Linked DNA regions of Homo sapiens: region 2 is linked to region 1. Evidence: chromatin loops called from intact Hi-C (ENCODE). Cell type or tissue: heart left ventricle. All regions are shown on one strand. Links, peaks and the distances in the headings refer to the core of each region. The heading gives the core; the rest is flanking DNA. Region 1 overlaps ZNF423 (zinc finger protein 423). Region 2 overlaps ZNF423 (zinc finger protein 423).

What was found. Hi-C counts contacts between places; a loop is a spot of excess contacts. Peaks named below come from ENCODE experiments on the same cell type or tissue, not always from the same donor. Only the 100,000 strongest peaks of a DNase experiment are listed, where the experiment ranks them.
Region 2: it touches region 1 in a loop (2.8-fold over the local background); 2 of 110 quality-filtered maps call a loop at or near these places.

Annotation. Positions count from the first base shown.
Region 1 is chr16:49,707,995-49,723,766 of GRCh38, reverse strand. All of the region lies in intron 3 of ZNF423 (zinc finger protein 423), which reads left to right. It also overlaps the pseudogene MRPS21P7. Among named protein-coding and RNA genes, the nearest start is that of ZNF423, 140 kb to the left of the region's middle. RefSeq lists enhancers at 3,598-4,099, 10,450-11,016, 11,017-11,584. In heart left ventricle, for the core only: no CTCF peak of the experiment used is centred there; no DNase peak of the experiment used is centred there.
Region 2 is chr16:49,643,280-49,659,051 of GRCh38, reverse strand. The region is part of intron 3 of ZNF423 (zinc finger protein 423); the gene reads left to right. Among named protein-coding and RNA genes, the nearest start is that of LINC02179, 190 kb to the right of the region's middle. RefSeq lists an enhancer at 9,830-11,029. In heart left ventricle, for the core only: no CTCF peak of the experiment used is centred there; a DNase peak (open chromatin) is centred at 6,421; H3K4me3 peaks cover 932 bases; H3K27ac peaks cover 1,485 bases.

The DNA.
Region 1 (15,772 bases), core at 7,625-10,124:
AAATTGGATCCTTCCCTCACTCCTGACACCAAACTCAATCCCAAGTGGATCAGGAATCTAAACATAAAAAGAAAACTTTAAAATACTAAAAGAAAACAGAGAGCTTTTAAATATTTTAATTCAATAGTATCAGAGTGAGGAAGGCCTTTCTAAATATAACCCCAGTGTCAGAAGCCATAAAACCAAAGTCAAAACATTCAACTACATAAAAATAAAAAAATTCTACATTGTGAAAACCACAGTAAATCAAGCCAGGGACACATATCACAGGCAAAAGATGTTTTCCTTAATGTGTAAGGAACTCCTACAAATGCTAAGAAAATAGCCAATAAATCAACACAAAAAAACATGGCAAAGGCTAGGTTGAGGCACAGCCAAGCCTGCTTGAGATGCCTGGCCTTCCCCAAGGTCTGTACCGTCTCTGATCCATTGGTGCCACACTGGTGGTTAGATGTTTTGAATATCTCCCATGTGCAAACTACAGAAATGGACAGAAATGGAACCAGAGAAAGAAATACTAGTGGGATCCTAAATATTTAAAAAATATTTATTGGGAGGCCGAGGCAGGCGGATCACGAGGTCAGGAGATTGAAACCATCCTGGCTAACACAGTGAAACCCCGTCTCTACTGAAAATACAAAAAATTAGCCGGGCGTGGTGGCGGGTGCCTGTAGTCCCAGCTACTCGGGAGGCTGAGGCAGGAGAATGGCATGAACCCAGGAGGCGGAGCTTGCAGTGAGCCGAGATCACACCACTGCATTCCAGCCTGGGCGACAGAGTGACACTCAGTCTCAAAAAAAAAAAAAAAAAAAATTAGAACCCCGTTTATAGTAAGGGAACTGCAAATTTAAACCATAAGGAAATACCATTTTAAAAATACCAGAATGGCACAGATCAAAAAGTTTGCCAACACCATCTCACTGGTCAGGTTGTGTTCCATGATGTCCAGGCTTGGGGTCTTATTCTCTTCCCTCTCCGCAGGATTGCTTTGGCCTGTGGCTAGAACACATAGTAGGTGCTCAAGGAATGTTTGTTCTTGGGGCTAAGGAGGCTACAGCCCTCCTGCAAGGCAAAGGGGTGTGTGCAGTAAGAAAAGTGGAAATGCCATGGATACAGTGCTTTGGGATATGAGATAGAAAAAACAGAAGTTCTGGACATAGTAGGTCCTCAATTAATGTATAATCAGAAGGGTAAGTTTAGAGATGGAAGAGATGGTTCGTTCATACAATAAGTGTTTCTTTAGTGTGTGCTATTAGCAGGGACCCTCTGGGCTCTAGGGATGTGGAGGCTATTATAAAAGGTAGCTCAGTGGAGAAGGTGTTCACTTCACAAAAGGATGCTTTGACTTGTGTGATGAAGTGCTGTGGTGGTCTTTAAACAGCCTCCTTCTCTAGTGTCCTTAAGAGGGGCTTTGATGAACAGAGACGTTATTCTCTATAGCTCTCAGGAAGATGCTGACCTGCTAGCAGGCTTCCACTTGGGAGGGAAGTGGATGGGCAGGGTGGACCACCGGCCAGCCTGGGTCTGCTTGGCTGGTGGCATTTGTGGAAGCCTTCCCTAAATTGCCTGCCCCCTGCCCTCCGATGGCTTCTGATGGGGAACCATCCGGAGTAAGCTGGGGAACCAGCAGGCTGCATAGACGGTGGTTCTGAGTCTTGGCTCAGACAGCTGTGTCTTGGGTTCCTTCCTGGTGGTAATGTGGTGGTGGTGGGGACTTGTTTCTTAGTTGCTGACATTTTTATTCACCGCCTGCGAAGTCCGCAGGTTGCAGAGCATCCCTCCCTTGACTTGATTACATAGAGCGAATGCTGTTATCACACTGTTGGGCCTGTAAACCTCCCCAAAATTGGATGACAAATTAACAATATAGAAGGCAGGGGTCAAGGTGGGAAGATTCTGCATTTCTTGTGTTTTCCATGGGAAAAAAGGCATAGACCGTGTCTATGTGTCTACAGTCTATGTGTCTTTCTGGAGGTTTTGAGGACTCTCCAAAGTGGAGGAGGTTTTTGCTTCTTTCCTACCCAGCCTGCTTGACCACCTTCATGATTTTCTGAATAATTGAGCTTCTTGGATTCTTTGGTTTCCAAGGGTGCGCCAGAGTGGGATCCAGTGTGGCGCCTGGCACGATGGGTGTTGCTGCTGTACAAAGCCCCTGGGATGAGCCTGGGGGTTGATTCTGGAGATGGTTCTTGGGGAGCGAGGTGGGCTGTCCCCGGTTTCTGTTACCTTCCTGGCAGCAGCCAAAGCTTCCGGTGTCCTCCTGGGCCCAGGATGTACACCAAACTGGCCTTTAGGCTGGTTGTACATGTGTTCCCGGTGTGGTCTGGGTCCAGCCTGCTGTTGTCCATTTCATCTTGGGAGTTTCCAGAGGGCACCTGTCAGCAAGCAGTGATACCATACCTGCTGTGTATTCGGGGCCGTGAATGCCTGTGCATGGGTGTTCATTCATTCCCGTTAAGGGAAATGTATAGTCTAGCTGGAGGATGAAGTTGCTGTGATCCTTTTGGCTGCCAGCACATAGTTGGTCCTCAGTTAATGTGCTATCTGCATAGAGACTTGGCTCAAATTGACAAGCAGAAAATAGAGGATTCATTGGCTCCAGGAACTGAGAAATGCAGATGTAAGGCTGGCCTCAAGCTTGGTCCTCCAGGGCCTCCAGAGACACTGCCCCATGTCTGTTGACATGAACCCCATCACCGTGTGTACATCAGCAGAGGTGCCCCAGCACCTCCAGGCTCCACCTTTTCGACTCAGCAGTGACAATGGAATGAGCAGCCTCTTACCATTGCCAGGGTAGAAGTCCTGAGGTTGACTCTGTAGAATGGCCAGGACCAAGACTCACCCCCGCCCATGATGCGGCCAGGGAGACAACATACATGTTAGCAAGGGTCAGGGTTGGGTGCGGGGAATCAGGGCAGCTCCATGCAGACCACTGGGCCTGAGAGCTGGGGAGGGGCTCCCCTGAATGGTGGTCAGGAGCCACAGACATCTTCTTTAGGAGGTAGGAATTACATGCAGACAAACAGGAAGTAGTAAAAGAGTGCAATGAAATGCCAGATTGTCAGGTATCAGTTATCAATTGATAACCAATACTTTTGCTTTTGACAGTGTCTAGTCAGGTAATCTTAGAATTTTAGGGAAGCAGAATCCTTGGTGTGTATATCCTCAAACCTTTTTTGGTTTGAATGTGGTTGAAACAATGGCAGAACCAGTCTCTCAAACACAGCCAGGGCACTGACTGGACCAGGCTCCTTAGTGAGGTAGTACTTGTCCCAGGTCACACAGGGAGGTGGTAGCTTAGCCAGCACTCTCTGAGGTTATCTGCTAACTGCTGGTGGGGGGTGGGATTGCAGCTCCCAGGGTGGACAGGGGACTAGTGCAGCCTGCAGGGCACCCATGTTTTCTGGCAGGAGGTGCCCGTGTATATGCAGCTCCTGCCTGGCTCATGGGTGCTTCTGGGAATGCCACATCGAGCTCACTGTCTTTGAGGTCTCCAGACCCACGGACCTCACACTGTTTGCACTGGACCTTTTCTTTGTTTGCATCTTGTGGAAGAGTGACTTTGACCCTTGAATTCTAACAAACTTCATAGAAGTTGTGCCCCCACCTTGGGTGTTCCATAAAGCCATGGTCCCCCTGAACCTCTGCTGCTTGGTCCTTTGGGGGCAGTGCTCTGGGAGGTGGAAGGTGGGGTAATGGTGTGTCAAGCCCTCGTGGCATCCACCAGCGGCTTGGCCCCTACAATATTATGTTCAGGTCTCAGGCCAGGCTGGAGAGAGGCTGGGCAGCCACCAAGTTAGTCGGAGCCTTGAGCCTGAGTGGCTCAGGTGCCCAGATGGTGTTGAGAGGCAACTCTGAAATCAGCCAGCTATGCTGAACCTCTCTCGTGCGTTCCTGAGAAACCCAGTATATTAGTTCATTTTCACACTGCTATAAAGAACTACCTGAGACTGGGTAATTGATGAAGAAAAGAGGTTTTTAATTGACTTGCATTTCCTCAGGCTGTACAGGCAGCATGGCTGGGAGGCCTCAGGAAACTTACGATCATGGCGGAAGGTGAAGGGGTAGCAAGGACATCATAGCATGGTGAATCAGGAGAGATAGGGTGAGGGGGAGGTGCCACACACTTTTAAACAACCACATCTTGTGAGACTCACTCATCACCAGCACAGCAAGGGGGAAATCTGCCCCCATGATCTAATCACCTCTCACCAGGCCCCTTCCCCAACACTGGGAATTACAATTCCACATGAGATTTGGGTGGGGACACAGAGCCAGACTATATCACCCAAGTGTTACCAAAAAACCACATCATTTGCCATCAGCCAGAGGGAGAAAGAGGGATGCAGCTACGTATTCTAAAATTGCACTAACAAGGTCTTTTCTTTATTCTGTAGATATTTCAATAATAAGTTTTTTCCCCCAGTGTATTAGTGTATAGCTCTAAAACCTCAGTGTCACTGAGCCAGCTCAGGGCCCGTCACGTGGAGCTGCTCTTCCTTTCCCGTCAGGTCTGCTTTTTCATTAGGCCGGCACTTCCTGCCCTCCTTATCCTCTGTCTCACCCCTGGGCGGGAAAAGCAAAGGCCAGAGCCCCCCAGAGAGGCCCTGCTGCCTTTCTCCTGGAGGTGCTTGTGCTAATTCTGGATTCTGTTGGGCATAAAGATCTGAAAATTGTGTTCCCTGAGTAATCAATCTCGGTTACTACCAATTTGAGGTTTGCAAAAGCTTTGAGAAATGCCTGTGGGTGAGGATAGGAATAGCCTCCAGCTGGGATCCTGACCTGATTTTGGGGTAAAAGAGGCAAATAGAGGGGAGTTGTTCTAGAAGAGTCCTTTATTATAACTGGCTATGGTCTGAATGTTTGCTTTTCCCCCAAATTCGTTTGTTGAAATCTAATCCCCAATGTGGTAGTATTAAGCAGTGGGCCTGTAGGAGGTGATTAGGTCATGAAGGCTCTGGAAGAATGGGATGAGTGCTCTTACAAAAGGGGACCCAGAGGACTGCCCAGCTCCTTCCACCATGTGAGGACGCAGCAAGACTGTGTTGTCTATGAGAAATGCGCCCTCACCAGACACAGAATCTCCCAGCACCTTGATCTTGGACTTCCCGGCCTCCAGAACTGTGAGCAATAAACATTTGTGGTTTAGAAGCCATCCAGTTTCTGGTATTGTTGTTATATGAGCCTGAACAGACTTAAGACAGAGCTGAAAAGTGTTGATGCTCTCTTCTTCCATTCCTTACTCCACAATTCCAGGCACTCAAAGGAACAAGCAAACTTAACGGATGAAAGAGAAGTGTGTTCCTTAGAACCACAGCATCCCCTGGCACGTGTGCGTTCATTCACAGATCTTTTATTTTTGAGACAGAGTATCACTCTGTCACCCAGACTGGAGTGCAGTGGCATAATCTCGGCTCACTGCAGCCTCCACCTCCTTGGTTCAAGCAATTCTCCTGCCTCAGCCTCCTGAGTAGCTGGGATTACCACACCCAGCTAATTTTTGTATTTTTAGTAGGAAGGGGTTTTACCATGTTGGCCAGGCTGGTCTTGAACTCATGACTCAGGTGATCCTCCCACCTTGGCCTCCCAAAGTACTGAGATTACAGGTGTGAGCCACCACACCCAGCCACAGAGGCTTTTTTTAAAAGCATCTACTGTGTGCTGGGAACTGGGTGAGCAAAACACTGGGTGAGCACTGGGTGAGCAAAACAGACAACAGTTCCTGCCCTTGTGTAGCTTACTGGGCCCCTCGATAACTTTGGCCAGGGGATTCTTGAATGTACTCCTATGAGTTGGTTGGTCCCCTCCCTCTGTGGGGTAGTCCAGTAGTTCAGTACTGGCCAATGTGTGCATGAGTGGTGTGGAAATGAAGAACAGGAGCCGGTTCACTGCCAAAGGGTTATTTACTGTGCTCTGACGCTATGTCAGCAGAAGCAGAAAGAGTGTCTGTTCTGTGTGTTGCTGGAGGGAGTGGTTCAGGGAGGACAGAGAAGGAGAGATCTCAGGGTCATGCTTGCAAGTTGGAAGGTTGGGATTCCCTGCCGACCAGTGTCAGACAACCAAATCCTAACCAGCTGAAATCAAACAGTGCAATGTATTGGCTCATGTAAATAGAAACCTAGGTGTAGGACTATCTTCAGGTGCAGCTGAATCCAGGGACTCCAGTGAAGGGCGAAGGACCCAGTCTTCCTGCATCTCCTGGCTCTGAGGAATGCCATGATGGCTTTTGGCTCAGGTCAAGTCAAGTGCTCTGAATAGCAGACCTGAAAAGTTTCCCCAGAGGAAATCAGGGTGCTGCTAGCAGAAGAAGTGGGGATGGATGCTGGCCGCAGAAGCAGCCTGAAGAGAGAAGGAGCTGAGGCCATTTAACCTAGACAGCAGGTGACCTGACCTCCTGAACTGAGGGGTAGGCAAGAGCTTGGCTGGAAGTCCAGCCAGCCCTACCAGTTCCATGGGGGCCTGTTCCTATGATGGTGAAGGTATGGCTTGAGTGGCTGATGCTTTTATTATTGCCTCTGGGTAAGATGCCTCTGTGTGCCAGGGCAGTGGGGGAGTGGGGATGAGACCTGTCCACCCCTTTCTCCATTAATGTTGATACTCCAAGGGCCAGACCAGGACCAATTCCAGAAGTCCCCAGGGACACCTGCCTGGCCTATGTGTAAGGAGTGATGTTTTGGTTGGTGAGAGTCTTTGCAAGCCTGGAGATGAACACATCAGAGGGTGGCGGGGGAGGAGAGTGGGATGCAGGCTTGGGGCTGAGAGATGGGCATGTGGATTTATCAGGTTCCTTCAAACCTTGAGATCCTGTGATTGACATCCCTAACATGACACCCTAATACAGAAAAATAAAGAACATCCCCAAACAAAATGAGAAACCAACCAAATTTATCTCCCGCTGACTGGGGCTTGCAGGTCAAGGAGTGCTCCCAGCAGATCATCCCGTAATGCGGATTCCACTTTCCTCTGGTCACAGCCTCCCCAGCACCCCAGCCCACTGGCCTAGTGGCTCAGAGGGGCGATCAGGAGGAACTGCTTCTAGTGTCGCAGCAAAAGCCGGGGAGCAGGGAGAGGCGGGGGATTCGGAACAGGAAAAGAGCAAGGAAATTTAACTCTGGCACTGGTCTAAAATAAAGCGCTACTATTGGTTGAGTGTTTTGGCAGTGTTTTTAAACACTCTGTGCCAACTCAGAGAAAAAATGTACAGGGGATTATAAAATGCTTCATTTTGTGTTAAACAGTTTTATTTTGGAGTTGACTGGCTAGGATTTGGCTGCCTTTGGAAATGACGTCATGGGTATGAGGGTGCATGTGGGAAGACTGAGGCAGGCGAGGTGGCTCTGCAGGTGGGGGAATGGCAGCCAGCTTGGGGGAGCACACCTGCACCTCTGTCCCCGCCCTTGGATATGGAGTGTCTCAGCCTCTCCAAGGGCTTGGCTGAGCAGGTTGGTGCTGCCTCATGATGGGGGTGATGAGGTCAGATCTGCTGGAGCGGGTCTGACCCCTCTGAGGGTTGGTGGGGTGTGTTGTGGGAGGTAGGTGGAAGGAAGGTGGCTGAGGGGCAGGCAGCAGGGAGACTTGGGAGGGGCAATGGCTGGCATCTGCCTGTGGGCACCCAGCCTGTACCCAGCCTTTTCTCCTCAACTGCCCTCCGCTGTCCTCAGGACAGCTTGCATCTGACTCTGCTCCTCCCCCACTGCCCTGGGGATGAATCCACTCCCCTGCCTGGCCCTGTGCCTCTTGCGGCTTCTCCTCCTCCTGCTTGATTATCACAGCTCACTGCAGCATCGACCTCCTGGGCTCAAGCAATCCTTCCACCTCAGCCTCCCGAGTAGCTGGGACTATAGGCTTGCACCACCATGCCCCACTGTGCCCAGCTACTTTTTTGATTTTTTGCATACATGGGGTCTCTCTATGCTGCCCAGGTTGGTCTTGAACTCCTGGCCTCAAAAATTCCTCCTGCCTCAGCTACTCAAAGTATTGGGATTACAGGTGTGAGCCACTGTGTCTGGCTTTTGTTGTTGGGAGACAGGGTCTCACTCTGTCACCCAGGCTGGAGGGCACTGGCACGATTGTTGCTCACTGGAGCCTTGAACTCCTGGGCTCAAGCCATCTTCCCACCTCAGCCTCCCCAGTAGCTAGGACTATGGGTGCACACCACCATGCCCAGCTAAGTATTTTATATTAATTTTGAAAAAATGTGGTCTTGGTAAGTTACCCAGGCTAGTCTCAGACTCCTGGCCTCAAGTACTCCTCCTGCCTTGGCCTCCCAAAGCACTGGGATACTTGTGCCAGCTGCCGTGCCCGGCCTCAGTTCCTCCTCTTGAGCCGTCAACAGGCCGTGCTCATTCCACTGCAGGGCCTTTGCACCACCTGCCTTCCCCGGGTGTTCTTTCAGCTTTTCACGTGGATAGCTCTCTCACTTCCTTCTGTGTCTCCAAGGTCACCTCCTCAGCGCGGCCCTCCTTGCTGACACCCTCCCCCGTCTCCTGCAGCAGCGGCTCCCTTCAACGCCAAACACATCACACCATTTATTTCCTTTATGGCAGTGATTGCTTGATGTTTTTGAATTATTGTCTCTGCCACTCGAAGGTGACCCTCTTAGGAGTCCCGTCCTGTGCTGTCTCCCTCATGCCTGTTCCTGTCTCTGGCCTTGTGGCAGACCTGGTGCATAGTAAATGCTCAGGGAATACTTACTCAGTGATTTGTTGGAAGTGGCCTGGGTGGTGCTAAGTTGTTCCCTTGGATGGCACGAACACCAGGAATTCTTGGGGGCTTGCAGCTGGGCCGTCTCCTCGGGACTGGAAAGAAGCCTTCCCCTCCTCAAATTCCACCAAGCCACACCCAACTCACACCTCCCTTCCCATTCCAGAAATGGCTCTTCCCATGGCTTCCTGGGGGCTGGAGAGCAGGGGCCGCGGGACAAACCCCAGGGTGCATTTCGGTCTTCAGTGGAGGGGGCAGTTCATATTTCAGACCACCCATTTTTATTTTTAAATTAATTTTTTTTTTGTAGAGATGGGGTTTCACTATGTTGCTTAGGCTGATCTGGAACTCAAGCAATCCACCCATCTCAGCCTCCCAAAGTGTTGGGATTACAGGTGTGAGCCATTGCACCCGGCCTCATCAGTTTTTTTTTTTTTTCTCCCAGGCTGGAGTGCAGTGGCGAGATCTTGGCTCACTGCAACCTCCACCTCCCGGGCTCAAGCAATTTTCCTGCTTCAGCCTCCCAAGTAGCTGGGATTACAGACACCTGGCTAATTTTTTGTATTTTTAGTAGAGATGGGGTTTTGCCATGTTGGCCAGGCTGGTCTTGAACTCGTGACCTCAGGTGATCTGCTCACCTTGGCCTCCCAAAGTGCTGGGATTACAGGTGTGAGCCACCGCACCTGGCCCCATCAGTTTTTAATTTAGCTCCTAGTATGTACTAGGCCCTGGCTGCGTGTTGAAATATAGCAGCACCCTGAGTAGACCAGATCCCTGCCCTGGTTGGGGAAACAGATAATAAGGAGGTAAGCACCGGGTGCTTCGTCATACCGTCATACCATCATGTGTGAGGTGATGAATAAATACAATTGGCTCCCGCCCTTCGGAGCCCATGATCTCCTGGGAGAATGAGCCGTCTGCAGGGCACAGGAAGATGCTCCGGCTCCTGGGGATGGGATTTGAGAAGCACTGCTGGGGCGTTAAGCAAGAGACCCAGAGCTGGGCTTCAGAAGCAACTGTGCCTGGTGGGTTCACTCTCTCCTCCTTCCTTTACCACACTGCCGGGCTGACTTGTCTGCCCTGTGGGAGGCGTGATGGAGTTGCAGGGAGAAAGCCACTGGTCATTGACTCCACACAGCCAGATCACAGGGGAGGGATGGGGGCCCTGGCAGCGGGGGAGTGAGTTACTGGAAGATTCCCTCTTCGCCCACATTCTCTGGGCCTGCGTGTCTGATCACTGACTTTCTGTCTCTCCAGTCTCACGGATGGCATCTTTCACACTGCTTCCTCGAATGCCTTTTTATCACAGTCTCAACAAACACCTTGCAGACATATTTACTTAAAAATTCTTTAAAGAATACCCCCTTGGTCAGGGTCCCAACAGAAAACAGATGGCGCACTCAAACCGGGAGATGGAGGAGCATTTAATAAAGGGCCCATTTGCAGAAGCGGGCAGGGGAAGAAGGGGAGCTGTCCAGGAGTGGGGCATCATCCTGAGAACCTGCCAGGGTGCGGGGAGGGGCATTTAGGCCACCTGGAGAGACTGGCTGTAGGGAGGCTGCTGAGGGAGAGGGGTGCAGCAGGGCAGGGCAGAGGCTGGGAGAATAACTACCCCAAATCTGTCTCCTCCCCCACTGCAGTCGCTGCAGGAACACAGAGCAGGAATGGACCAAGGTGGGGGCGGATCTAGAGGGGACAGTGGCAAATATCCTTTGTACCCACCCCACTCCCTGGGCTCTCTTAGATCCTGCGGATGAGCAAATGCTCAGAAGTCAGATTTTGGAGATCAGCCCCAGTTTATAGCAGTTTCCTGTGTGATTTGTGTGGGGGAGTGGGTGGTGCCCTGTTTCTCCTGGACCCTGAGGCTATGTCAGGTGACTGTGGGCTTTTAGCTTTTGGTGGTCCCTTTTCCTGGGACAAGCCAATTGCCAGCACTTTGGTCTTGCTCTGTAAGGCCACAGATGATGGAGCAGAGGAGCAGATTTGTCAGACTGGAGGCCCAGCGCCTGGCAAGTGGAGGTGTACAAATGGAGGCCTGAGCTGCCAAAACTTTATTTGCATAAATGGCGACATGAATCAGTTATCATTCTGATTAAATCCATTTTCTGCTTAACTCCTGGAGAAATTGGCAATGGAAGGCATTCTGTGGCTGTCACCTGCACGACGGTGTCATTCTGTTTGTGGCTTCATAGGGACAATGGCAGTGGAGAGGTCAAGGAAAAGCAGGAAGGTCAAGGATGCATCCGCGGAGCCTCTTTGTTCATTATGTATTTCCATCACACGTGGTTTCCACTCGCGGATCGCGCCGCTCCCGGGACCCCCAGAGGATAAGACAAGGGAACCGGTGCTCTGAGCACCAAAGCTATTTTTATTTGTGTGCAGGGCAAGGTGATGTGGCGGCTGCAGGCCGAGGTTCAGCCGTCCCTGACACACAGAATTGGATATTAAGGTGGAATTAGAAGCTTGAGTCTGAGGAGGTCCCTAGCGAGGGATGCATTCAGGATGGCATTATGACTTTCCAAACTGCTTTTGCAGAGGGCAGTGAGGGGAGATGAAGGAGCTGTTTTGGGGGCCAACCCTCAGCCCCTGAGTAGCCCTCTATCAGTGGATTATGAATTGTTTGTTTCCCGAAATCAAATTCTCTTTCTATTGTTTCTTTTTTTTCCAATGGCACTTTCCCCTCTGGACATTCCTAAGAGCTTTTTTTCTCCTCTTCACAAAGCTTTGCGGCACCCCACCTGCTCAGGCACGCGAGCCCCACCGTGCATTAGCAGTGCGGGCGCCCGTTCCTTCTGTGACCAATGCAGGCCCCTATGTTATCAGCATCACTTTGCCTCCAAGTGAGGAGCAGAGAAGGCCTTCCCTCATTATTTTAAAACAATTAAATGTGATCAAATATCACAGTAATACATAAATGTATTCTTTATTATTATTATTTTTTTAAATAGCGACAGGGTCTCGCTCTGTTGCCCAGGCTGGAGTACAGTGGTGTGAACATAGCTCACTGCAGCCTCCTGGGCTCAAGCGATTCTCCTGCCTCAGCCTCCCAGGTGTCTGGGACTGCAGGCATGTGGCCCCATTTCTGGCTAATTTTTAAATTATTTATTTATTTTTTCTAGAGACGAGGTCTCACCGTGTGTTGCCCAGGGCTGCTCTTGAACTCCTGGGCTCAAGCCATCCTCCTGCCTCAGCCTCCCAAAGTGTTGGGATTAGAGGCATGAGCTACTGCGTCTGGCCATAAATGTATTCTGTTTGTAAAAATTTCAAAGATAGGCTTCAGGCTGTCCCCACCCCCTTGTTAACTACTGTTATTACCATTTTGGCTTTCTTGATTCCAGACCTTCTCCTACACCTTTACGTAATACTGTATTTCATAGATTCTAAGACACATTTTAACATTTCTGAAATTGAGGTGCATCTTTCAACTAGTGGCTTGTCATGGTTTAATTGACAGTGGGTTTTGTTTTTCTTTTTCAGTGGTCTGTAAAATAATGGTGCATTTTACCATCCACGGTGTCTTACGTTCAGTGAAATATAGTGTTATGTGTATCCACAGAAACAATGTTATATTGATTTTTGATTAAAAAATGAATGATACCATATTGGATCTATCATTCTGCAACTTGCTTTTTTTCCATTTAGTATTAGACCTCAGAGAGCTTCTCACCTCAGCGGGTACATCTCCCTACTTCTTATTAGCTGCTGTGGGGCTTGCGTAGTGTGGATGCCCCGTGCTTTATGCAGCAGGCCCCTGGTGGGGGGTATTTAGGGTGTTTCCAGTTGTTCACTATAGTAAACATTCTTGTACACGTCTCCCTGTAGGAACACTTTTTTCCATGGTTGATAAGGAGAAGGGGCATCGTTGGGCCCAGCCTCTGTAACCTTCTCTTTCCTTCATTCCAACATTCTGTTCCATTGCATCTTATTTTATCCCACCTGCTCTACTCATCCCATTCCACCCCTCTCATTCCATCCTATCCTGTCCCATCCCATCCCATCTCACCCCGTTCCACAGTCGTCACCCTAGTACCAACTTGGCTTTACATACTGTGCTTGAGGGGCCCACAGAGGGGAGTCAGTACCTGCCTACCCGGCAGCTTCTGGTGCAGCTGGGAGAGAAACCCTGAAATAAGACTTGGATCTGAGCCCCATGTCCCCAAGTGAAGCCTGGGGGTGGGGCACAGGTGTTGTCTGGTGCTGAGGGAGACATTGCAACCTCATTTTACACTCATTCTGGGTCCTCTCAGGCTGGCAAGCCCCTCGGGAATTAAACAGTGTTCCTTAGCATTGCCACGTGTTGTCACCTCTTGACTGGTATGGAGCTTAAATGAGAATCTTCCCCAGGTGGGTTCCTTAAGGCTGGACACCTGTTTGACTTTTTGTGGAGTCCCCTCTCTTGTTTTCCCACCATTAAGAGCCACCTGTCATTCCAGTGGCACCCGGCTGCTCTGCACAGAGGTGCTGTGCCATCTCACCAGGATGCCGGGGATGGAGAGGATGCAGGGATGGAGTCTCCCTCACTACTTCTGCCGCCTGGTGACTTTTGAGCAGAAAGTGCCAGAGTCGGCCCTGAAGTGACTTCAGGCAGTGCTTCTTAGGCGTTTAGGTCCTTATGATCACTTGGAATCTTATGAAAATGCAGTTCCATTTGAACAGACCTGGGGTGCCGGAGAGTCTACATTTCTTACAAACTCCCTGGGGATGCAGATGCTACTGAACCACACCGGAGTAGCAAGGACTTTAGGAAGGATAGGCCAACTATGGAGGCAGGGAGGACCTGGGAAGTGTGGAAGAAGAATTTTGGTGAGAGCTGAGGTGTTTTAGGGTCCAAAACTAGACATGACGAGCAGGTCACCTCTTCGGACTATAGATTATTGTCATTATTGTTATTTGTACTTTTGGCTCGCTATCTCTAGCAACTGTGTGCAAGTCAAGGGAGAGTTTGTTGGTTTATTTTAGGCTGATAGATTTGTTCTAGAGTTTCAACTGTTCTACATGTGGCATGTAGTGGAGCATAATTCTTCATTCTGAGGACTGTTCCTTGCTTGGCAAGACATTCAGCATCCTTGGCATTGCCCACTAGATGCCAGTAGCAACCTCCCTGATTATTGTGGCTGCCTCAGTCCGCTCTGGCTGCTATAACAAAATATCTGAGACTGATTGTGTGATTTACATGCAACAGAAATTTGTCGTTCACAGTCCTGGAGGCTGGGAAGTCCAAAATCAAGGTGCCAGGAGATTCCGTGTCTGGTAAGGGCCCACTCCTCATAGATGGAGACTTCTATGTGCCCTCTGGTGCAAGGGCAAAAAGGGACTAATAAGCTATGTTGGGGCTTTTTGATAAGGAAACTGATCGCACTCGTAGGGATGGAACCCTCATGACCTAATCACCCGCCAAAAGCCCCACTTCTTAATACCATCATCTTGGTTAGGTTTCAACATACAAATTTTGGGGGGACGTAAACATTCAGACGATAGCAGTGGCACTTGAAAAATGCTCCTGAAGGGCGGTTGCTGCCCCTGGCTGAGAGCTGCTGAACTAGATGCACCCCTTGTTGAGGGCGGGGACCATGGTCTCGTTTCCATACCTGGAGTGGCTGGCATCGTACCTGGCGTGGTGTAGGAACCTGATAAACGTGTCTTCCATGAAAAAAGGCAGCCTCTCGGGCACTAAGATGATGTCATTGTGAAGAACCCCTGCTTCAGGGAAGAGTCAGATTTGTGTGCCTCTGTTACACCGAGCAGGGTGGCACCTGCTGAGAACAGCAGCGTCCTGACCTCGAGGGATGGTTGGGGGAGACAAGAGGCAGGAAATGATGGTGCTTCTGAAGTCAGCTTTGTTTCCTTGGCTTTCCCCCAGGGCTCCGAAGCTCCGTTTTCATATATATATATATAAACGGCTGCTGAACGTTTGAGTTTTTTATGCGTTTGTCTTTTCTGGGCCGAGCTGCTGGAGGATAAGGCCTGTCTTGTTCATCCTTATGTCCTCAGGGCCTGGTACATAGTAGGTGTCTTGTAAATGTTTGCTGAAATAACTATTTGAATTCCTTAGGGAAATCAGCTCTTCCCAGGAGCTCAGTGATGGATCTTTCTGTTTCACTGAAGAGCAAGTTTGTAATGTGAATCTTTACCCCCCGCCCATTCATTCATGGGGTTATTAGTTCATTCATTCATTCAACAAATATTTACTGAGCACCTACTAGGTCCCATGCCCTGTGCTGAAGCAGGAGGAGGCAGGCATTGTCCTCACTGTGGAGCTGAGGGTGTGCTGGGGGGAACAGACATTAGTCCAAGAATCAGACAAGCAGTGGGAAAATGACAGCCTCCGCAAGTGCTTCTAGGGGAAGGTACATCCATGGCCTGTGAAAGGCTGTGCGGGTAGCACGTGTTGGGTCCCTGTGGCATGTGGGCAGTGGAGGATGTCGGGGAGGGGTCCCTGAGGTGGTAGAGTTGGAGCTAAGTTCTGCAAGGAAGAGCAGGGCATGGTGGCTCATGCCTGTAATCTCAGCACTTTGGGAAGCCGAGACGGGCAGATCACTTGAGGTTAGGAGTTTGAGACCAGCCTGGCCAACATGGTGAAACCACATCTCTACTAAAAATACAAAAAAAATTAGCTGGACATGGTGGCACACACCTGTAATCCCAGCTACTGGGGAGGCTGAGGCGGTTGAACCCTGGAGACAGAGGTTGCAGTGGGCTGAGATCTTGCCGCTACACTCTAGCCAGGGGGGCAGAGTAAGACTCTACCTCAAAAAAGAAAAAAAAAAGAAAAGAAAAAAGTGGTGGGTGTCGTATCCACAGGCTCAGCAGCTCCGCCGATCCAGCCAGTTCTTTTCCACCAAGAGGTTGATCTTTGGAGCCATCTCCATGCTGTAGATCTGCCGGCAGGTTCCGTAGCTTTCCCCTGTTGCTGGTGGCATGGCTTCTCATGGCACCGCTGATGTCGAATGTCCTCAGCGAGCCCATTCATGGCCACGATTCTGTGTTGGGTCCCGCACGCACCTTTCACGGTCCTTTTCTGTAACATCACAGTCCTGGCAATGAACTCCAGATGTTTTGCCCTGACCTT
Region 2 (15,772 bases), core at 5,458-7,957, 63 kb after region 1:
TATGAGTGAGTAAATAAATAATATAGATTTTAAGAAAGCCCGGCACGTAGGAAGTGTCTGGTGAGTGTGGCTGATATTCAGGTCTGTTTGTGAGCAGGAGCACATAATGAGGCACACAGATGAGGGCCTGGTTCCAGTGGGAGGAGGTGGTGGCCACTCGGGCTGAGAAAGCAGGGACAGGCAGGGTGCTGGGGCGGGGGTTCCAAGGAAAGAGTCAGCGATGCTGGGAAAGGGTGGGGGACCCACATGCCCCAGCCTTGATGCCTAGGACTTCAGGGGCCCTGCCCCACACTCCGGAATCCAGTCAGGGGAATGCCCTGCCACAGCTGCCTTCAGGGACCTGACGTGCTGGCCAAACAAACTGGAACTCCTCCTCCTCGTGGTGGTCCAGGGCCAGGTGGCTGCCTCTCTGCTGCTGCTGCCATATCCCAGAGCCTTCCCCAGGCCTGATGAGTCGTTTTCATCTCCTGCCCATCACGGGCAGGGCTGGGGCAGCCTTCAGCCATGAGGCTCAACAGCCCAGCTACAAAGTCCACGACGACAATTACTCTAGGGGTGGAAACATGAAAATCGGGAAAATTGGAATTTCCTCTGTCGTGTTGTAGATTTGGATGAGTTTAGGGGTGAGTGGGGCCCTCAGAGGGGCCGCCTGGCTAGCCCAGCACATCCTTGAAAATGCTCTGGCTCTTCTCTTCCTGGCCCTCCTCAGGCCCCGGGCTCCTTGCAGCGCCCAGCCCACCTCTTCTCTCCTGCCTGCCTCTGGCCAGGCACGGTGCTGGGGACACAGCAGCTATGAAGGTGCGCCCTCGTCCCTGCACTGCCCTGTCTGGAGGGGGAGAGGGACAGACCAAGAGCTGCAGTCACTGCAGTATGGGCCAGGGCAGCAGGACTTGCGCCACATCTAGGGCTGCCCAGCCCAGTTTCTGGTGGTTCATGCATGTTTAACCCAATTACATCTTTATTTTAATGGGCATTACAAAAACATCATACTCATGATTTCATCAATATCATGATTTAGGATTACACTTGGGTACCTGACATTGTTAGTCCTGAGGTCGTTGAAAGGACAAGGTTGAGTAATAGTATAGGACACAGACCCTGACGGTGGCCTCTCAGTGACTTGAGCATGGCAAATCCTGGCAGGTGCAGATTAGGGGCTGTGGAGGAGGCTATGCAGGCTGAAAGACATGGCTTCCAAGTCTGACACCACCATCTGTGGCAGTTGTACCTTAGTCAGTGTTGCAGGGAGGACCCCTGAACACAGAGCCTGAAGCAAGGACTTAGTGCACATATGTGGCGAGGAGGCACTCCCAGGAAGTAGGACGGAGGAGACAGGGCCAGGGAAAGGCCGATTTTGGGGTGCAGTGTTGAGCCTGCTGCTGTAGACCACTGGGCTTGAAACTGCCAAAACCTTCGTGTCTGCAGGGTGCCCCAGGAATGGTCTTCAGAGGAGCCCACTGGCTCCAGGCCCTTTTAGGTGAAGGTTGCCCCTGGGGGCATCACCTCCCCTCCCTTTGGGGTCAGACTTGAGACAGGCAGACACCTGGAGGTGGGGCCTCAGGCTCTTTTACTCAGACTGTCCCTGCAGCTGCTGAATTCCCAGGGGGCCACTGGCCATGATGCACACATCAGGTCCCTGAGTTCCTCTGTCCCTCAGCGTTCCCTTCCATAAAATTGGACCAAGCTCATGACTGTCTCCTGGAGCTGCTGGAGGGCACCTGGCACATGGCTGGAGACAGGGAGTGTTTTTGGGGAGTTTCTCCATCCTCCAGATACTTGGGGTGGGACCCTGGGGCTAGGTCCTGGATGGGATTTGACTGAGAAGCAGGGGATCTGTGATTTGAGGTCACACAGTGTGTGCCGCTTGTCTGTGGAAGTCTCCAGCCAAAGGAGCGTGTCACCCTGAGAGGTGTCCAGGCTGAGAATACGGACCCAATCCAGACATCCTGTCAGGCTGGGCTCCACGGGAGGCCACCTCCTTGGCAGAATGCTTGTGCCCCTGAACGGGTGTCACTCCCTCTCTTTCCCTGGGACATGGTGGTTCATAAACTCATATCCCGCGGTGGTTAGGAACACAGCCTCTGAGGTCAGGGAATCCATGTTCAAAGCCCTGCTAGGCCATCTCCACCTGTAAGGCCCTGAGCCTGTCAATTAACCTTTATAAGCCTCAGTTTTCTCATCTATAAAATGGGGCTGGTAATAGGAACACATCAGATTGCTGTGAATATTAAAATGAGACAACTCATTTTTTTTCTTGGAGACAAAAAATAAAATGAGACAACACGTGACATGGATCAAACACCCAAGAAATATGTGGCACTTAATAAACATCATTGATTAGACCTATACGTACATATGCAATGTATGATATAGAATACAAAGTATAATCTATTAATTATTCTTCAGTGTCGCCAGTTGGTCTAAGCTCAGAGTTCTAGCTTGGAGGCATTATGGGGTTTTCTCTGATACTGGCTTTTGGGAAAATTATAAGATGAACTTGGTCATCCATTTACCCACTTGCCTTTTTTTTTCTTTTTTTTTTAAGACAGAGTCTTGCTCTGTCATCCAGGCTGGATGCAGTGGTACAGTCTTGGCTCACTGCAACCTCTGCCCCCTGGGTTCAAGCAATCCTCTTGCCTTAGCCTCCCGAGTAATTGGGGTTACAGGCGTGCACCACCACACCTGGCTAATTTTTATAATTTTAGTAGAGACGGGGTTTCACCATGTTGGCCAGGCTGGTCTTGAACTCCTGACCTCAGGTGATCCACCCGCCTCAGCCTCCCAAAGTGTGTGGGATTACAGGCACGAGCCACTGCACCTGGCCTCCGCTTGCCCATTCTTTATTCGCATTGAGAGCTTCCTCTGTCTGCATCTCTGGTAAGAAAGTCACATAAACCAGCTGCATTCAGTCCTCCGTCTCACCTACACTGCCCCAACGTGGGGCACCACTGTCAGAAGGATTTGCAGTGTAGATGGGATGGAGGACTGGAAGTCAGAAGACCTTTGACTCGGGTCCCTAGGTAGCCAGGGTGGGGGTGGGAGGAGAGAGGGAGGTGGGACAGACACTTGGAGAGTTGGAGACTTGCCCTGGACCCGATGAACAAAACCCCACTGGAGTTACCTCGTGCACCCACTTAGCATTCAGTGCTTCAATTGTATGTGCTCTGCAAGGGAATGACTGCGTGGGTTTGTGGAAGAAAAATAATTCAGTGGTGTGGGTTCAGGGGCGAAGTGACCGTGAGATGGATGCTGTTCTGGGCTTTCGGCTTCCACACTCCCCTCCTGTGGGAGCAGACACCTGTTCAGCATGTTGAGGTCCATGGTGTGTATTTGGGAACACCTTGGCTCTTTCACACAGAGGACATGGCAATTTATTCCAAAAGTGGAGGAAAAGCTGGCTGGGTTGGACTCACTGAAAGGTGGTGCGCCCATCCCCCTCAGTGCCCCAGCAGGGATCCTTGTGAGGGGAGTTGATACTTCTGCTGTCCACAGTGACTTGAGTGTTCAGCCCCCACGTGGAAGGGGACCCCATGCTGATTGTGCAGGGGTTTTCTCCTGCAGGGGCACCTGATCTTGGCTGTTGAGAGCCCTGGGTCGTTGGGGTCACTGATCACTGTTTTCCTTGAAATGGGTTCTGCTTATAGGCTAGTGATTGTTTAACTCTCAGTCATTCGCAGACCTGGAGTTATGGGAGGTCTAGAAAGAGCCCTGGGCTGGGGAGTCCAGATCCCACTTACTCATGAGCTAGTGTTTCAGATAGTGTTGGTGGTTGCCAGGGCCTGTGGAATGGAGTTCTTGGCTCCTTGGCTTGGTATTTAAGGTCTTGACGATGGGCTCTCATTGCACCTTCTAAGCTGCTTCTCCCACTGATACCCAAGCTTCAGCCATGGCTCCCGCCATTGCTTCTCCCAGGAGGCCTTCTCCTCCCATCTCTCTGTATCTGGAGGTCCCAGGCTTTAGTCATTTGCATATCTCTACTGTGATTCTTGCAACATTTGAGTATCACTGATGCTATGATTCACCTAGTATTTGTCTTTGCTGGCTCTTTTGTGGTTAAATTAATTAATTTACTTAATTCTGCAAATGGAAAACCAGTATCATTTACTGTAAGATGACAGTAACCTTAAAAGTAAATAAAAAACAAAACCGAAGAAAATTCCATGCTCACACTATTCCAGACATGAGCTGCTGTGTTCTGGAAATGCTAAGCGTGGACTCTGCCCTCTCTTTTGCTGAAATGCTGGAGAGGAGTTAGAGACAGCCTTTCTCCCTGGCCTAATCTGAAGGCTGACAACAGAATGGAAAGGGCGCTAACTTTCTCATTTGTGCATCAGGGTTATTTAAGACCATCTTGGCTGCGCCCTAAAATGATCACGGGTCCTACCAATGGGAGGTAGCCCATGTTTGGAAGAACACAGATCAGTGGAGCTCCTACTCCTTCTTCAAAGCCCAATTTGAGTGCTCCTGCCTCCCATGATGGCACCTCATCTGTGCATTTCCATTCCCAGCCCTCCCGGGCTTGGAGCTTCTGGCACCCAGTGGCCTTGGCTAAGGGAAAGCTCCCTACAACCCTGCAGGGACAGCATGAGCTCCTTGTCCATGCCCCTGCCTGGGGCCTGTGCTCTACGCCCCCCAGGACGTATTGGACTGCCATCTTCTGTAGGCCCAGATGAACACCAGGAAAGGAGGAAATGAGGACCTACTCTTAGCCATGCAGGAGACCACCCTTCCCACCACCACCTGTGAGATGCTTGGGGAGGTGGGCAGAGCTGGCCCCCAAGTCATGGGTTGGGCTTTCGGGGGCAGTGACCACCATGGCCTGAATGAAGGCTCAGGAGCTGGAGCAGGTGAGGCATGCTCGGTATACATCTTTGATGACAGTGGGTGGTCTTGATGGCTTTCTGGAGATCTATGGAGTCATTCCAAGCTCCTTCTACTTAATTGCTGTGGAAGTCAGGGCCCTCGCCCTCTCTATGTCTCAGATGTCTGATCTGTAAGATGGGGGTTAATGGTGGTAGTGGTCACCACATAGGATGCAGGTGAGAGTTTAACAAAATGGAGCTTACGAAGAGCTTGGCACTGTGTCTGGCCACAGAAAGGGCTCTGCAGAGGCTACCAGTCTGAAGTTCAAAAAGTGGTTCACTATGACAATGCCCCAGACCTAGAAAGATGCAGGAGACACAGGGACACCCCAACCACTCAAATATAAACAGGTAGTGCCCTGAAGTCAGGGAGGATGACAGAGGCAGTCAGGGAAGGCTTCCGGGAGGCAGTGTCTTGAAGGATGGGCATGTGTTAGCCAGGATAGAGTAGGTTTGGCATGCCACAGTGGCAGTACAAGCCTCCAAAAGTGTTGTCCATCTCCCTCCCTGCAAAGGAGAGAGAGCATCTGCTTCCCTCTAAGCCATCAGATGGGGATGCAGCTCTGCACCCCACCCACCCCTTTCCCTGGAGGTGGCAAAGGGGATGACTGAACACTTCTCAGAGGCTCCTGAGCATGTCCAGACCTTAGCTGTAACTTCTGCAGCTAAAATGTGTGGATGGGAAAAATGCTATCCAAACATGCCTAATCCCAATCAGAGGATTATTTTCTTACAGAAAAGCTTCACCTATACTTAATAGTTTTAAATTGTTCCGGGTACCAATTAGACTTTTAATTTTGCTGTTCCCTCCGGCGGCTGGAGGATGTGTGTGGTTTGCGTTTAATCAGAGTTGAATTCTTTTTTTTTTTTTTTTTTTTGGTGGTTCTTGGGGAGGGAAGGAGATGAGGCGCCTGTTCAGGGTTTCCTTCAGGTCCTCCCAAGACTTGTGTAGTGGGTAGAGGTGCTGGGCAGCTCTGAGTTAGGGGTTCTCTGTCTGGGCAGCAGGGGACGCCTCCAGAGTGGGGACCCCAAGTCCCCTCCCACCCGCCTGAGGTTTTGCCGCTGCAGCCCTGCCTGGAGAATCCAATGCCGCGTTAAATATGTGGATTATCCAAAAATTTCTGCAGCAATAGGGTGAGTTATTATTGATTCACAGAGCACGACAAAACATCACTGCATGAATTAGCAAACAGCTGTTTCTAATTTGAGTTTAGAACGGTACACAGAGGAACTTGTTTCTCTGTTCACTCCTTTCATTTATAATGAATTTTAATCACTGCTACAGGTGAGAAAAATGTAGAAACAAGCTTGTATCTTGTGGAAGAAACAAAGGAGAGGCAGATGCTAACAGATTTCCAGTCTGTGATAAAAGGGATGTTTTGGTACACTTTACATGTAATTAGAGCGCAGCTGTTTCCAGTCCCAGGTCCACGAACACGGCCGAATGTGGGCTCTGCCGATCTCCAAAGGGAGTCAAGAAAAACAGTGATTCAACCCCGAAAGCATTTTGCTTTCACTCGAGTGGAGCAGAGCGCCCTTTGCTCAGGCCCTTGGCGGTGTTGCTTCATGAAGCTCACGGAGATGACTTCACAAGGCGCCAACTCCTTGTGAAGAGGCGGGCAGGCGATGTCAGGGTGCGCAGGAGGTCCACGCCAGGAGGCTGGCAGGAGAACCTTCCGGAGCTCCTGAGCTCCTCGTGCCCCTGGGGAGTCCCTTGTAGGGGCAGACTTGGGGGGCTCTTCCTTGCTGGCAGGAGTTGATCACTAGGCTCCTCTTTAGCAAGTTTGATCACAGCCAGCTCTCGGGTGAGCTGATGAGCACTGGCTTTTTTTTTTTCCCCTTTCCTAGTCTGTTTAATTTCTGCAATAAAACTCGAGCTCAATTGCATTTTCAATATCAGTGCTAAGTAAATTTGTCTAAGGGATGGAGCTGCCTGGCAGGCTGTGTGTTCTGCGAGGTCAGAGGCTTCAAGGGGAAAGGTGGACGCGTCCTTGCCCTGCATGTCCAGCAGCCATGTGGGGGCGGGGGAGGGAGTGTTCTGGGAGTCTGAGCCTCATCCCCCACCCCCTCCACCATGAGCTGAGGGACCCACATCCAAGCCATGGATGGCTCCCAGTACCTTAGATTCTCTGTTTGTGTAATGAGAGCGTTGGGCTCCATCTGTATAATGAGGGGTCTTGAAGCTCCTTTCAGGGCTGATGTCCTGGGATTGTAAATGGCAGGGGCCCTCTGAGAATTTTGGCAGGTTGAGTTTGCTTTGTTTGAAAACCATCTTGTGCACGGGTAACTGTAGGTTTAGCTTAGACCCTGTTGGTTATCAATCAGGGCTCAGGGAGGTGACACTGTGTCTTGTGTCCCCTCAAACCATTCCAGCCATTGCCAGCCTCTCCTTGTCCTGTGACCACCTTATGGTGATTTGGGAGCCAGTAGCCAGTGACTATTTTAGGCATTATAGAACATTTGTCATATATAACGCCTTACAGATATTCACTGATTTCATCTTTAAAACAACTCTATAGTTGGGTCTATAAATAGTCATCCCCATTTTACAGATGTGAAAACTGAGACAGGTTTCTCCATCTGTAAAATTGAGCAAGGGTCATTCACTTGGCTAAGGTCACACACATAGTAAGTGGGGGAGCTGGGAGTCTAAGCCCTGCTGCCGGCTCTCAGCCACCAGGCAAACACAGATGTCTCCAAGGCCCGGGACACCCCCTAATGGTGAGGGAAGTCCTGGGGTGCTGGGCATGCAGGGGGGTGGGGGTCCCTCCTCCAAGAAGCCCCAGCTGAGCTCCATCTTCCACATGCCAGATGCAGAGTCTGTGCTCCCAGGCCTTCTTCTCCTTCAAGAAAAACCGTAAGTGGGCCAGGCGTGGTGGCTTATGACTGTAATCCCAGTGCTTTGGGAGGCTGAGGCAGGAGGATCCCTTGAGGCCAGGAGTTTGAGACCAGCCTGTGCAACATAGAGAGACCCTGTCTCTACAAAAAAAAAAAAATTAAAATTAGCCAGGCATGGTGGCACGCACCTGTGGTCCCAGCTACTTGGGAAGCTGAGGCAGGAGGATCGCTTGAGCCCAGGAGGTTGAGTCTGCAGTGAGCCATGATTGCATCACTGCACTACAGCCTAGGTGACAGAGGGAGACCCTGTCTCTAAGAAAAAAGAAAAAAAAAAAGCCAAAAGTGACTGTGAATTAAGGAACAACAACAACAAAAAGTTGGGAATTCTTGATTTGTAAATGTTGGCATTTTCACAAAATCACTAATACTGATAACTGGGTGGCCCCCAGACTGTCCAGTGGGAGGACAGCCATGATGACCTATGACCCATTGCTCAGGGCATCATTTCTCCCAGTCCAGCTGGCTAAGAGCCCTGGGTTGGAAGTTCAGGCCTAGCTCTTCCAGTCACTTTGTGATGTCAGGATGTGACCTAACCTCTCTGTTCTTTTTCCTCATTACTGGGGTGACCACACAACTTACTGTGTAAGCTCAGCTGTTTATGAGGGTGAGAGGGATTCACTAACTGAATGGGATGCTGGGTTCCATCCCAGGATGCCTGGGTGTGTGGCCCCCCACTTACTCGTAATATGGGGATAATAACAATAACAAAACCACCATGACCACCACCACTGCACAGAGTTGCTCCAGATGTCAAATGGATAATGGGTGTGAGGTGCTGCGCAAAATGTTAAATGCCCTGTAGATTATGGGATTTACGATGAATGATAATAGTGTCAGTTACATTAGGAACCCCTTTATCTTATTTAGCCAATGTTCATCCAATGTTTAGCAGTATGTAAACATTAACCACTTTGTAAGGTAGTTACTTTTAGTTTCCCCAGGACATGGGCACTCAGAGAGGGGCAGTAATTTTCCCATGGTCTCACAGCTAATGATGGCTGAGCAAGCCAGTGCACACTCTTACTCATGGCTCTGCTGTCCCTCAGGGCTGACGTCTCCCTGCAATTGACTGAGTTTCTTCAAGCTTAGCAGCCTAAGCTAAGTTTTGAGTCCCTGGAAGTTTTGTTAAGGGCCTTGGTGGCAGCTGTTCACTGTCACATGGCATTTCAGCAGCCCCCAGAGCTGGCTGGAGAAGGGCAGGCCTGGTCAGTCTCTGTCTTTGAGATGTCCAGTGACCTCTGAGTCTTTTTTCTCCCAAACCGAAGGAATGATCCCTACTTTTCCTTGCTTATACTTTGGGGATGATGAGATCCCATTCGTAAGAAACTCTCAGCTCCCTGGAGGAGGAATGAGTGAATAGGTGCTGCTATTATTTTTGCTAATAGCATAATTCTAACTCGAGATTTCAGGAAGAGCCATGTCAGCTTCTGGTCACCTTTGTGGAGCTCCTTGGCTTACCTCTGAGGAAAGAACCTCCAATAGCCTCATCCCTTTCCTTTCCCAGGGTGGACTTTTGATGTCCCAGGGGTCAAACTTAATCCTTTACACTTCTCCTGTCAGATATCTAGGTGCAGTACTGATGTTACAATTGAAGGGATTCTCTCTCTCTCTCTCTCTCTCCCTGTGTGTGTGTGTGTGTGTGTGTGTGTGTGTACTTCAAAGCAGTAAAGGGTTTCTTTAGTGTTTAATGTTTAAACAGTAATTAATTGACACGGAGATTGGACAGATAAGAGCATAGAAACCTAAGAATGCTGGGTACCTCTACACCCTTTGGAAAACTGGATATTTAGAGCAGGCATCCTAAATATGTGCTGAATTAAAAAACCACCCGAACTAGGAGATAGTAGAGAGCTGGGATACCTACCACCTGAGACTTACTCTGTACCCAGGGCAGGCACAGACATCATTAAGTGATAACAGACTGTAAGAGCTACAAAGCCTCTTAGAGACCTGTTCGTCGGATTCTCTCTATCAAGAGATGGGGAAATGAAAGCACAAAGAGGGGATATGCTTGCCCATGGTTACACAGTTCTGGAATCTGAACCTGGTCCAGTAGTGATCTCATCCACTATGGCTCATGGCTCCACCCTCTGGGCTTGAGGTTCTGCCCGCTTAGTCATCCCTTTTTTCCCCATGAAAGGTAGCATGTACTTTCATCTGAGTAGTTTTATTAACCTGTTTCCTGCTTGTGAAGTTTTGGGTGTCCAACAGACTTCTTTCATCCTGTACTCTCTCTGTCCTTTTTGGTTTAAGCTGGCAGTGTTTCTGTCAGTATAAACTTTTCAAGAACCTTGTGAGTCTCCTGTGTATGTCATGGGTATTTTCTCCATTATTCAAGATGGTCCTCTACAGATATTTCCTGGATAATCCCTTCTCTACTTTTGTCTTTTGCTGAGATTGCTCCAGAGCAATACCCCCAAATTTCCTAGATGCTCTCTAATTTGATCTAGGAGATCTGTGAGTCACACCCTTAATCTCACCAAAGAGCCTTTGTTGTGACTGAATACTCAATACTCTGGCATTTTGATTTTCCTGAGATATTAGCAATATGTGCAGTCCTACCTTCAGCTTTTTCTCCGGAGCATGCTTTCTTGTAAGTAAATCTCTTAGAGTTTTTTTTTTCTTTTTTCTTTTTTTTTTGAGATGGAGTCTTGCTCTGTCACCCAGGCTGGAGTGCAGTGGCATGATCTTGGCTCACCACAACCTCCACCTTCTGGGTTCAAGCGATTCTCCTGCCTCAGCCTCCTGAATAGCTGGGAGTACCTGGAATTACAGGCATGTGCCACCATGCCCAGCTAATTTTTGTATTTTTAGTAGAGACGGGGTTTCTCCATGTTGGTCAGGCTGGTCTCGAACTCCCGACCTCAGGTGATCCGCCTGCCTCAGCCTCCCAAAGTGCTGGGATTACAGGCGTGAGCACTGCGCCTGGCCTGCTTAACAGTTCTTTTCTTAATCTTTTTTCTTTTTAGCAGCAAGAAGAAACCAGCCCATACCTTCCACAGTTTGCTTGGAAATCTACTTAGCTAAGTATCCAAGTTTATCCATGAAAGTTCTGCTTCCCACATAACTGTGAGTCATAATTTCACTTAGCTTTCTGCCACCAAGTATCAAGGATCCCCCTTCCTTCAGTTTCACTGTCAGTGCCTTTATTAATATCCATATTTCTCTTAATAGTCTGTTCATGATGATTTAGATATTTCCTAAAGTGATTTAGGTTTTCTCTGATGTGTTCCTTACTTTCTTCTGAGTCTTTATTAACAGAGTCATTAATATCTATGTTTCCATTAATCTGTTCAAGGTTACCTAGGCTTTTAAATAAATCATACTCCTCAAAATTCTTCTACCCTCTGATCGCTGCCCAATTCCAGAGCCACTTCCATGATTTTAGGTATTTGTTCTCATAGCACCCCACTCCTGGTACCAAAATCTGTATTAGTTTGCTATTACTGCTGTAACAAATTACCATAAGCACAGTGGCTTAAAACAACAAACAAAAAATAGTATCTTAGAGTTCTGTAGGTCAGAAGTCTGACCCAGATGTCACTGGGTTAAAATTAAGGTGTTGGCAGGGCCGCATTCCTTTCTGGATGCTCTTAGGGAAAAATCCATTTCCTTGCCTTTCCAGTTCTTAGAGGCTGCTCACATTTCTTGGCATATGGCCTCCTTCCATCTTCAATACTAGTAATTGCTGGTTGGGTCCTTCTCATATTGCATCACCTCAACCTCCTCTTCTGCCTCCCTCCTGCACATTTAAGGACCCTTGTGATTACAACAGACCCATGTGGATAATCCAGGATAATCTCTTTATTTTAAGGTCAGCCAATTGTCAACCTTAATTCCATTTTACCATGTAACGTAACATATTCATATGTTTTGGAAGTTAAGACTTGGACATCTTTGGGGTAATTATTATTCTGCCTACCACAATCTCCAGGTTTGCTTCTGCATAGGCTATTTAAGCAGCAGGCTACTTTACCTGCCATCCAGTGAGGAAAGAGGCCAGCAACATTCATTAGTGCTTGGCATCAGACCCAGCCTAGCCTGGTCATCCACCACTGACTTTGCCTCAATGGCAGGTGGGGTTGTAAAGCTTAAGACCTGTACCTGGTTCAAGTCACGGGGCCTGGTACTGTGCTTGTGCATGGTGGACCTCAAGAAAGAGGGAGCAGGTCCAGCAGGGATATGGGCCTTGGACTGGCTCCAGGGCCTGGTGAAGCAGTGTAGCCTGGTGGTTAGTAAGTGGGTGGGGGCATCTGCCACTTGCAATGTCTGTGCGCTCAGAAGTTACTTTCCTTCTTGGAGTGTCACTTTGCACAGTTATAAAAAGGGGTTGTTAATAGTACCTACCTCATAGGGAATGTGTGAGAATCAATTGAGAAAAAGCTGGCAAAGGACCTGGCACATAGAAAATGTGTCATACAGCTGGGCGTGGTGGCTCACGCCTGTGATCCCAGCACTTTGGGAGGCCAAGGCAGGTGGATCGCAAGGTCAGGAGTTCAAGACCAGCCTGACTAAGATGGTGAAACCTTGTCTCTACTAAAAATACAAATATTAGCCGGGTGTGGTGGTGGGTGCCTGTAATCCCAGCTACTCAGGATTCCTACCGAGGCAGAGAATTGCTTGAACCCAGGAGGCAGAGGTGGCAGGAAGCCAAGATCGTGCCACTGCACTCCAGCCTGGGTGACAGAGCGAGACTCCTTCTCAAAAAAAAAAAAAAGAAAAAGAAAAGAAAATGTGCCATAAACAGTAACCACTGGATCTGCCTGTGACTTGTCATGTTGCCTCAGTTTCTCCATCAGTGAAATAAGATGAGGGAGGAGCTATGCACCCTCTCTTGCCCTCAATACACTGATGCTAGTTTTACAGGCAGGGATGTAATTGAGTTGAGGAGTATTCTGGGATGGATGGCTAGTTCTGGCATCAGGTGTGTGCAAGTACCCCTGGTTTCCCAAGAAGTGATCAGGAATATGCCCAGATGCCCCTTGAGCTCAATTTGGATCATTTCGTGTCTGGAAAGCCACCTGCTTAGGCTCTGGCTACCTCTGTGGGAACCACAATCTACAGTGTGCCCTGAAGCATATTCAGGTCTTGCAGCTCTTATTACCCCAGGCTCTAGGAAACACTGACTGGCTCTCCTCGGTTGTCCGGGCTGCTTTGTGTCCACTTTGGGCAATCCTCACCATCAGCTGATGTCACAGCTGACCTATCTGGCTGGAGATTCCTCTCCAGACTCCAACACAGTTCTACAGTATATTAGTTCATTCTCATGCTGCTGTGAATAAATACCCAAGACTGGGTAATTTATGAAGGAAAGAGGTTTAATTGACTCACAGTTGTGCATGGCTGGGAAGGCCTCAGGAAACTAACAATCATGTTGGAAGGGGAAACAAACATGTCCTTCTTCACATGGTGGCAGGAAGGAGAAGAATGAGAGCTGAGCAAAGAGGGAAGCCCCTTAATACAACCATCAGATCTCATGAGAACTTACTCACTATCGCTAGAATAGCATGGGGGAAACCACCCCCATGATTCAGTTACCTCCCACCAGGTCCCTCCCACCACAAGTGGGGATTATGGGAACTACAATTCAAGATGAGATTTGGGTGAGGACACAGCCAAACCATATCATACGGTATCTGTCAGGGCCTCTTGTCTCTCTGTGACCAACAGGATTTTGGGAACACCAAAGCCTCATCTCTCAAAGAGAATGGACAGCTCCTTTTTTGGAAGAGGAAACCTGAAAAGCATCTAGCATTGGGAGTCAGGAGACTCCTCTTTCCAGTTTGCTCAGTGCCCTTTGACTATTCCATTCCTACATGTCTCTGCTCATGGCAGACATCATCAGTTGATTGCAGCACTCATTTCTTTGGACCTGAGATAAGGCCTTGGAATCCTTCTGAACACAGGATTCTAGGCAACCACTACCAATTAGCTGGGCTTGTAAGTTTTCTTCTCTTTTCTGGGCCTCAGCTTTTCCATCTGTATCATGTGGGATTGGGTAGTTGGTTCCTGAGTCTAGGGTCCCATTCCTCTGAGCTTAGGGAAGGGCCACAGTGATTCCTATTCTTGGAGCTCTGTATGGGGGCAGCAGAGAAGCTCTGCTTGGTGTATTACAAAGCTTTGTCCTGTCGGGAACTGGTCTCCTTGGCAATTTTCATTTTTCTGAAGAAACAGTTGAGTGGCAAGGAGTCTTTTTGGGGACTTTGTGAAGCACTGTAAGGCCATTTTGTGTCTATCATGAAGATGGTCTTGATGGTTGGAGTATTGTACAAGGTGATCTTTATATTCATATGGCAGGGGCTATAGAGAGCATGAATTCCAGCTTCCCATGAGCCAGCAGAGGCAGTGGAGGCCCAGCCTCCTGATGGACTCTCTGCCCGTTGCCCCAGCATGACTCCCACTGGTGCCTTTCTTGCTCTACTTGGCCTCTCCTTTGCATGGTCTGGAATGTCCTTGGGGCAGGACCAAGGTGGGATGCACCCAGGCGACCCTGCAGTATTCAGCACAGTCCTGGGCACAAGAGGCCCTGAGGACTGGGATGGAAACCTTATTCCAATGGCTGGATGAGCTCTTGTTCCCTCTGTAGGCTCACGGTTTTTTTTTTTTTTTTTTTTTTTTTTTTTTTTTTTTTTTGAGTCAGAGTTTTACTCTTGTTACCCAGGCTAGAGTGGCATGATCATAGCTCACTGCGGCCTCAAACTCATGGGCTCAGGTGATCCTCCTGCCTCGGCCTCCCAAGTGGCTGGGGTTGCAAATACACATCACCATGCCTGTGTAAATTTTGTTCTTTTTTTTTTTTTTAAGAGACAGGGTCTTGCTATATTGCTCAGACTGGTCTCAAACTCCTGACCTCAAACGATCCTCCCACCTCAGCCACCCAATGTTCAGGGATTACAGGCATGAGCCACCATGCCCGGCTGGATGGTCATTTTTATTCACACAGATGGAACTGCCCAGCTCAGGAATGTCCTAGTAACCTGGAACTTCCTGGGCTCAGCTATCTTCCCCCCAAACTCAATGCAGAGAGTCCCCCTAGTGTTCTTTTTAGGGCCTCTTGCATAGCTTCGATGGCAGGAGTTCACTTCCTCTTCCATGTGTGCCCCCCACTGCAGGAAGGTTCCCTTTCGGCCCACTCCTGTGAGTCTGTGGGCCAGTCACTCTCCTGCCTTGGCCCGAGCACCTTCTCCAGCATCTCTGACCTTGATTCTCTGTGACAGAGGAGCCGTGAGCTGTGGCTCCCAGCCATTCTGGGCGGCCACTTGCACTGCTCAGCCTAGATGAGGTGTGTCCGAGGCAGTTTTACACACTGTAGCATCAGCCTGCTGAATTCATGTCCTGCTCCATGCTGGTCACCAAGTGTGACCACATGAGCTTGGGAATCACCTGGCTCTTTCTGCTGCTGACGTGTTCTGAAGCCCAGTTAATGTTCTTTTTTCAACTTAATTGAATTTTTATCAAAAATTCTCTCCTCTTTTATGCTTGTTTTCTTTCTCTTCCTGCAGCAGACAGCAAAAGCCTCATATAACCCATTTCCTATTTGGCCTTTTTGCAGGATTAGTCATTTTTAAATGACTTTAATCTCCATTTTGCAAGTGTGTGTGTGTTTTTTTAACTCATTTTTGTTATAGTTCTTTGATTGCATTTACTCTGGGGGGCAGGGGAAGCATGGGTCTGTCATTAGTCATTGTACTTCCCACTTGATTTTCTCATGCTTCTCCTCCCAAAGTGGGGGGTGGGGGGTAGTGAAGCCTTGTGGGTGAAAACACTGACTGAACAGGACTAAGGGGGGGTTCACATCCTGACTCTGCTGCCTGCTGGCTGTGTGGCACTGGGCAAGTCACTCAGTCGCTCTGTGCCCTGGTTTTCTCATCTGTAAATGGAAATTATAACAGTCCCTAACTCATTAGCCTATTGAGAGGATTGAATGAGTGAGTACACATTAACTCTTAGAAGAATGCCTGGCACACAGCAAAATCGATGCAAGTATTTACTTGAAAATAAAAATGTAGCGA